Regions from separate parts of the Homo sapiens genome. Here region 1 is linked to region 2. The links are chromatin contacts, found by Hi-C or POLR2A ChIA-PET in ENCODE. All regions are on one chromosome and are shown on one strand. Each heading gives the region's core, a stretch centred on a gene start or an enhancer-like site at or near the end of the contact. The rest is flanking DNA. Distances are from core to core; before and after follow the strand shown. Region 1 holds the start of FBXL5 (F-box and leucine rich repeat protein 5). Region 2 holds the start of LINC01096 (long intergenic non-protein coding RNA 1096).

Region 1 (3,057 bases), core at 87-2,586, 2.1 Mb after region 2:
AGGGAGGGAGAAGATGGAGTGCTAAGATTTGAAATTCAACGTCACTGCTTTAAATTGCTGGTCTTGAGTGTGGCCTAACAGTGAATACCCTGGGCATCCTCCAATCGCCTGGCTGAGCTATGAAACACCCCTCTTTTCTGTAGACAATGGTTCTGCATAATGCTATGCAATTTCTGAGAATTCCTAAAAGTTGATTTCTATGCTTAAACAGTAGTCATTTGAATGCTTTATTTAGTTGGATCATTTCCACAAGAAACGGGACTGCCTGAGGTTTGCAGATATCCATGACTTTCCCCAACATAAACTGACAAATACGTGGAATGTTAATATTGTTTTAAAATCACTAGCAAAGGGCCCTGAACCATCTCCACAAAAGTGCCTCTTCAGCTTATGCTGCACCAATTATGGGCCCAAAATGGTTCTCACAGTTAAACCAACTTTTCCTGAGGCCCCCTTTATTCGAGCTCATATAAAGAAATCCAAGAGAGAATTGCTGTCTTATAACAAAATCTACATCCAGTAAGTGTTCAGGGCAATAAAAGTTGCAAGGAAAACGATAACGACACATGAAGAGTGAAGGTTCTTCAGTTCTAAACTTGGCTTTTCTCCCAAATCAAACCAGTGAAGAAAGCCGGGGGTAAAAGGAACCGGGTAGCTGGGAGACGCTGCAGTTCCAGCCAGGAAGCCAGCGAGAGGTGCAGAGGATGGGTGGGTGTCTGCACGGAGAGCCCCGAACAGGCCCGGGGGAGTGACGGGGGACGGGAACAACTACTCGGTGCAGATGGGAGTCCACCGCAGGTGGCCGGCCGGGGCACCCAGGGCTTCGAGGAGGTAGGGCCGCTCTCCTTAGAGGCAGCAGCGGGAGTCCCAGCGCGGCGGTGGGGCCGGCCCGAGGGCGGCCAGTGACGCCGGTAGCGCCCCTCCTCAGCCGCCAGGCCCTCGGCAGGGGACGCCGCCCGCCCCGAGAGCACGTCCGAGGCGGCGGCCAGGCCGGCTCTGCGAAGGCCTCGCAGCGGGCGGGCAGGCTGCGGGAGCGGGCGGCGCTGACAGCTGCGCAGGCGGCTACTCGCGCGGCGACGGCACGGGGCTGCGGGCGCGGCGCAGGCCAGGCCGCCCCAAGAACCCAGCCCGCTCCCCATCGCCGCCCGCACCGCCCACAGCGGGAGGCTCAGCGCTCCGTTACCTTGTCGCAGTAGAGCCCCACCAGCTGCTTCATCCGCCAGTGTGGGGCGGTGAAGACGTCCACTTCTTCAGGAAAGGGCGCCATCGCCACTGCCTCAGCCTCCGCCTCAGCAGCCGCGGCCGCCGCCTCTCCATAGACACCCTCGCCGCGGGGCAGAGGCGGCGCGCCCCCTTGCGCATGCGCCCGCCCCGTCGGCGCGCGCGCCCGGTCGGCTTGGCCGGCGGGGACGCGGGGGCGCGCAGGCCGCCGCCATGCGATCCCTGCGGCCCACGTGACCGGGCGCGCGCAGAGGCTCGCGGCTTCTGCCTCCCGCCCCCACTCTTTTCGTTTTTTGTCGTCTTCATAAGCCGCAGAAGGAACCCAAACCTTTTCCCTGTTTCTTTCACTACATGAAAGCACAGTAGCTGAGGGTAGGGGAAAGTCGTTGCAGTGGCGCTCTCGGCGCTTCTCCCGTTGCTGCCCTGCCCACCACGGCCTTGAGGAGAGGCAGCCAAGCACAATGGCCGCGGTCAGGGCCGCGAGCTCTGCTTGTGCCCACGCCCCGACGCCTGCTTGGCCTGGGTGACCAATGCTTCTGGCCAGGACCTCCGGAGCTGCCCTTCGCCTCCCTGCGATTGGCCCGTGCCAGATTTTTCCTGGGGCCGAGCGCAGACCACCCCGGCCGCCACTCAAAGGCCGGGCCTGGCTCCCACCCAGCGGTTGGTGAACCAGAGCTGCGGGCTCTGAGAGCTTCGGTCCCGGGCGGCAGCCCACAGCGGGCGCGGGGCCTGGGTGCGAGGGGCGGGGCAGAGACCGCGAGAGAGAGTTCTCGTGAAATTCGGGAGACTCAACGTGGGGGAAAAACAGTATCTGGGGATCCAGGTGCGGAAATGCACCTCAAGTGCAGGAACGCGGGTCAGGGATAGGCCCGACGGGCCTTGGGGGTGGGGAGAAGGGTGAATAATGGAAGGTTGGTGCGGGAAAGAACCTTGGTACAAATCCCGCCATTTTAAGCGGAGGTTCGGAGAGAAAACAAGGTCACTAACCCAGGAAAATGTCTGCCTCTTTCCCATAAATCGCCTGGCCCTGGCCACAGACCTCCTGGAGACTCTGTTCTCTGCTCACGCCGGTCAGTCTTAGATTGGTTGGCTGGAGTACTGCTGGACAGATAGAGAAATAGGAGAAAACAGGGAAGCCTGAGAACCTTGGGAGGAATTGTTATTTGCTTAATGGCCAGAACCTCCAGGAGGGCAAGAACCAGATATGCTGTGTTCACCCTTGTTCTCTATTATCTATCACAGTTGCAAGACAACATGGGGATCAGTAAATAGTCAACAAATAATGGAGTAGAAGAAGGTGAGAAAGAACTTTGCAGTGGAATGCACCCTATTTAGTTCTAATCTTATATTACTATATGCTATTATAGACAGTGTGAACAGTGGTTAAACCACAGACTCTGGAAGTTAAGATTCCTGGTTTTGCCAGACACTAGCTATACAACCGTTAACAAGCTATATGACTTCTTTATGCCTCAGTTTGCTCTGACATGAAATGAAGCTAATAATACCTACCTCAGAATCTTTATGAGGATTTATATATTTGAAGCACTTATAACAGTACCGTCTGTAAGCTAGTAATACTTTTTTAAAGCAACTCTATGAGGTAGTGCTGCAGGAAATTAAGTCTTCAAGACATTCTAGTAGTTGCCTAGGGTCCCACAAATTAGTAAGTCAAAAATCTGTCATATAAATCTGGATCTGACAGTACCCCCAGAGTCATTGCATTAGTTGGGATACAGAGATGGCTTATTCACAGTCTGTCTTAAGAAGCAGGAATAAGGCTTAAGAAATAGAATAATAATAAAATATTTGATAAAGATTAATTTCTCTCTTCCT
Region 2 (3,435 bases), core at 490-2,989:
GGACTATGATTTTAATTTATTAAATTGCTAGGATTGGTAGTTTTGGTGTCATTAAAATAAATAACATCTCCCCTTGTTGCTTTCTTTTTGGTTGTTCTTTTTCTGCACCGCAGAAGGAAATACACTGACTATTCATAGTTCTCAGTCTCAGAATGAGGTTTTGCAGCATCTATACTTTTCAGCATTTCGGTTACATGATGCTTTCTTGCTTTGTGCAAACCTTGTAGGGTACCTGGGAAAAAACATCCACTTGAGGTCATTGCCCTTTACAGCTCTTTACAATTACATCAGTTTTGAAGGAACGCCATTTAAATTTGGTGTCAGTGCTCAGCAAGTGTAAGGACGCAGAGTGGAACAGCAGAATGCTTACAGTCTTTCAAAAACAGTGTGTCCTCTCCTCCCCCGCTGTATTATTTAAATTACCGTTCTCCTCACTTCGGGCAGGGATGTTGGGAATTATGTATAGTGAGGAGATTGACACTGGTTGCCTGGAAGGTAGGGGACGGGCAGGTATGGGTTTGGTGTCCCGTACAGCGATCGCTTTGTGGGTTTAGTACTTGGTGCTGACAAATAATGGAGTGAGATCCGAACATAAAGGCAGGCAGAGATGTTTTGGGGCTGAATCACCGAATACTAGAGTAGGTTTGGGGCTACGTAAAGACTTGCTTGAAAACAACTACCATTTAGTTGCGAATCCCTCCCCTCTTCCCTTTGATTCGATGTTTAAAAAGAATCCCAAATCACAGTTGGACATACTCCTGCCACAGCCTTGGGCAGAAGTCTTCAAAGCATGAAAAGATGTGGTTTGGCGACTTTGAGTTGTCGGGTATTTTTGTGTCCCAGGAGTGTGAGAAAGGGGCTACGTTCCGCGTCTTCCGGAGGCGCACAGCAAGGGAGTCTCCTGGTGTCATCTCGGGCCATTACGGCGCTTAGTCGATCATTAGGTCTGTGGGTGACTGTAGGCAGAGCCGGGAGTTGGGTGCTTGGCGCGGAGGGTGAACTCGCGGGTCTTGAGCTGCAACTAGAAGCTGCTCCTAGCAAGGGGTCGGGTGGAGATGAAAAGACTGTGGGGAAGGGGAGGTGGTTGTATGCCCAGAGATATCCCGGCGTAACTACGGAGTCCAGGCCCAGAGTGGCGGTGTGTGGCGAAGGCGCAGCAGGCCTGCGCCTGTCGGAGGACGGCAGATCTGGACGCGACCGCGCGGGCGTGCCTGGGTCCCGCTTCCTGCCCATCGAGGGCGACTTCCTTCGGGCTCAGCTGTGAGCTCCAGGAACTCTGCAACCTCCCGACGGGCGCCACGCTCCGGCTTGGGCCGGCCCGGGAGTTGGCGGAGCTGCGCGGCCCGGCCGGGCGGCCGGTGAGGCTTTCGAGAGGCACCGGGCTCGCTCAGCGTCCGCGCCTCTCTACCCCGCCGCGCCCCCTCCGCGCCCACGGGCCCATTTTTTCCTAGTCTTCTGCCTCTCTTCCTTCTTCCTCCCTCCCCTCCTCCTCCACACCTTTGTCTTCTTCCTCCTCCCTCCTCCTGCTTCTCCTCCGCAGTTTGGATCCTACGGGCCCCCTACGTGCCGCGCCCTTCGGTCCCCGGAACCGCCCGGGCTGGGGGTGCTGCTGCGCGGTGAGACTTCCGCGGGCGGCGGGCGGAGAGCGGGATTTGACTGCGAAAGCCAAGGGGGCGGGGAAGGGGAAGCCCCGGCCCTCGGGGGCGCGCAGTAAACTGCTGCACACGTGCCCGCGCTCCCGAGGGGGGCGCCCAGTGGGCTCGGGATTTCCTGGCTGCGCCACCGCGCGCCTCGCCCCCGACGCCCGCCACCTGTGCCCTGGGCCGCCTTCCCTGACGCCAGCGGCCGGAGGTCGCGCGCGCCGGGTGCTGCCCAGCAACGAAAGGCCATGCGGGGTTCGTCCCTCAGATGCCGGTGACCTTGATTGAAGTCACCTGCCTTCTCTAGCTTCCAGTCCTTTAAAACGAGGGTTTGGACCCGGTGCCTTCTGAACCCGGTGCTTCACTGAGTGAGCAAGTGAAGGGTGTGTGTGTGTGTTTGGGGTGGGGGCGGGGGCGAGGGGAGGGAGGGGCAGCGTTGCCGGCTCCCCAGAGCCAGGTCCAGGCAGAGGTCGCGCCCAGCACTGACCGTCGGTCCCAATCCGCAGACTCCCGAGGGCGATCCAAACCGCCTAAGCATCCCAAGCGTCCAGCACCCGCGCCTGCGTTCCTGAGTAATCCAGCGCCCTGCAGCGTTTTTCATGCACACGATCAAAATATATCAGACTGCAGAGAGAGGCTGTATTGTAACTGGCCAGCTTATAATACTATAAATAATAATATAAAAGGTAGTTTTATATTTTAACAAATATTGCTCACTGACAGTGTGCCAGGAACCAAAGCCTATTGTTTCATTGAATGTACACACCCCTGGGATTGGAATGAGTAGAAAACATTGTTATGCCCGTTTTACAGATGAAGAAACTGAGACTCCTGACTATCAGTAAGTGGCTGTCAGGATTTAAATCAGGCTTTGTCTGATGTCAAATCCAGTTGGATTTTCTACTCTAATCGGCTTTTCTCATTAACCTTATTAATTGTTTCCCATCATAGACCTTACCCATTTTTAATTGCTTATTCATTGGAAAAGGAGCTTCGTTCGGATTTAAGGTAATCAAAGAAAAAATTTAGTCAGACAAATCTAATGACTTTTTTTCTGTTCCACGCATTTGAAAACAAATCACACCAAGGCCTGCGGATCTGAACGTAAACCTCGTTGTGTAGAAAGAAGGAAACACACCATTTTATTATAATCAACAAACTAAACCGTGTGTAGAGGGAGACAGCCAGGTGATGGAAACTCATTAGGTTCAGAAACCAGATTGTGCGCGCGGTTCTGAGACGTAGCCAAGCGACCTCACGCAAGACCCTCTTTGGGGCTTAGTTTTCTTACCTAAAAAGCCAGGGTTGGAGATCACCCCTCAGGGTGTTAAAAAGACGTGCCAGCCTCGAACCCTCCTGGGTATGGTGGAGGACGAGCGCCACCTAGCGGGCATCCCTCTAGGGTTGTGCGTACTTTTATGGGGAGGTACTGGAATAAGTAGTACACGAAACGGACTGTTTTGCTTCTAGTTTCGTGTACACAGCCTCGCGCTGCCAGAGATCTAACAGCGGAGATGTTTCATTTTAAAAACTCACCCAGGCACGATCAACACCTCCATTGAAGACTCACCTCGCTCCAGGGCCAAGGGGAAGGGACTGGAGCAGGACGCGGGCGTGTTGGGATCGGTTTCAGAACGGAGGCCACAGCAAGCCCCTGGCCCACCTCCTACCCTATCCTGCATTCCACAGCTGCTTGCTGTGAGTATATAACCAGAGCTCTCGCTGGATGATCATTTAGGGCACAGGCATCCCTGTGTGTTTTATTGGCGCCAAAGGAATGTTTTGTTTTGTTTTG

What was found. Hi-C counts contacts between places; a loop is a spot of excess contacts on that map. ChIA-PET counts read pairs that join two places held with the same protein, here RNA polymerase II (POLR2A). Pooled maps may share reads with other maps.
Region 1: a loop to region 2 is called in a pooled map, with 2.5 times the contacts of the local background. The contact joins the promoter of FBXL5 here to the promoter of LINC01096 in region 2. A Hi-C loop is called at or near these places in 2 of 50 pooled maps. POLR2A ChIA-PET finds 5 or more read pairs at or near these places in 2 of 52 experiments (B cell and CD4-positive, alpha-beta T cell).

The regions. Positions count from the first base shown.
Region 1 is chr4:15,654,021-15,657,077 of GRCh38, forward strand. It overlaps FBXL5 (F-box and leucine rich repeat protein 5), which reads right to left and starts at 1,337. Exons shown (of 11, transcript NM_012161.4): 1 at 1,184-1,337. The coding sequence starts at 1,267. It also overlaps a transcript of FAM200B not described here. RefSeq lists silencers at 772-991, 1,022-1,091, 1,230-1,407, 1,332-1,441 and an enhancer at 1,742-1,861.
Region 2 is chr4:13,546,085-13,549,519 of GRCh38, forward strand. It overlaps LINC01096 (long intergenic non-protein coding RNA 1096), which reads right to left and starts at 1,740. Exons shown (of 1, transcript NR_015450.1): 1 at 1-1,740. It also overlaps a transcript of NKX3-2 not described here. RefSeq lists enhancers at 550-1,050, 1,051-1,551, 2,921-3,215 and silencers at 1,267-1,386, 1,577-1,876.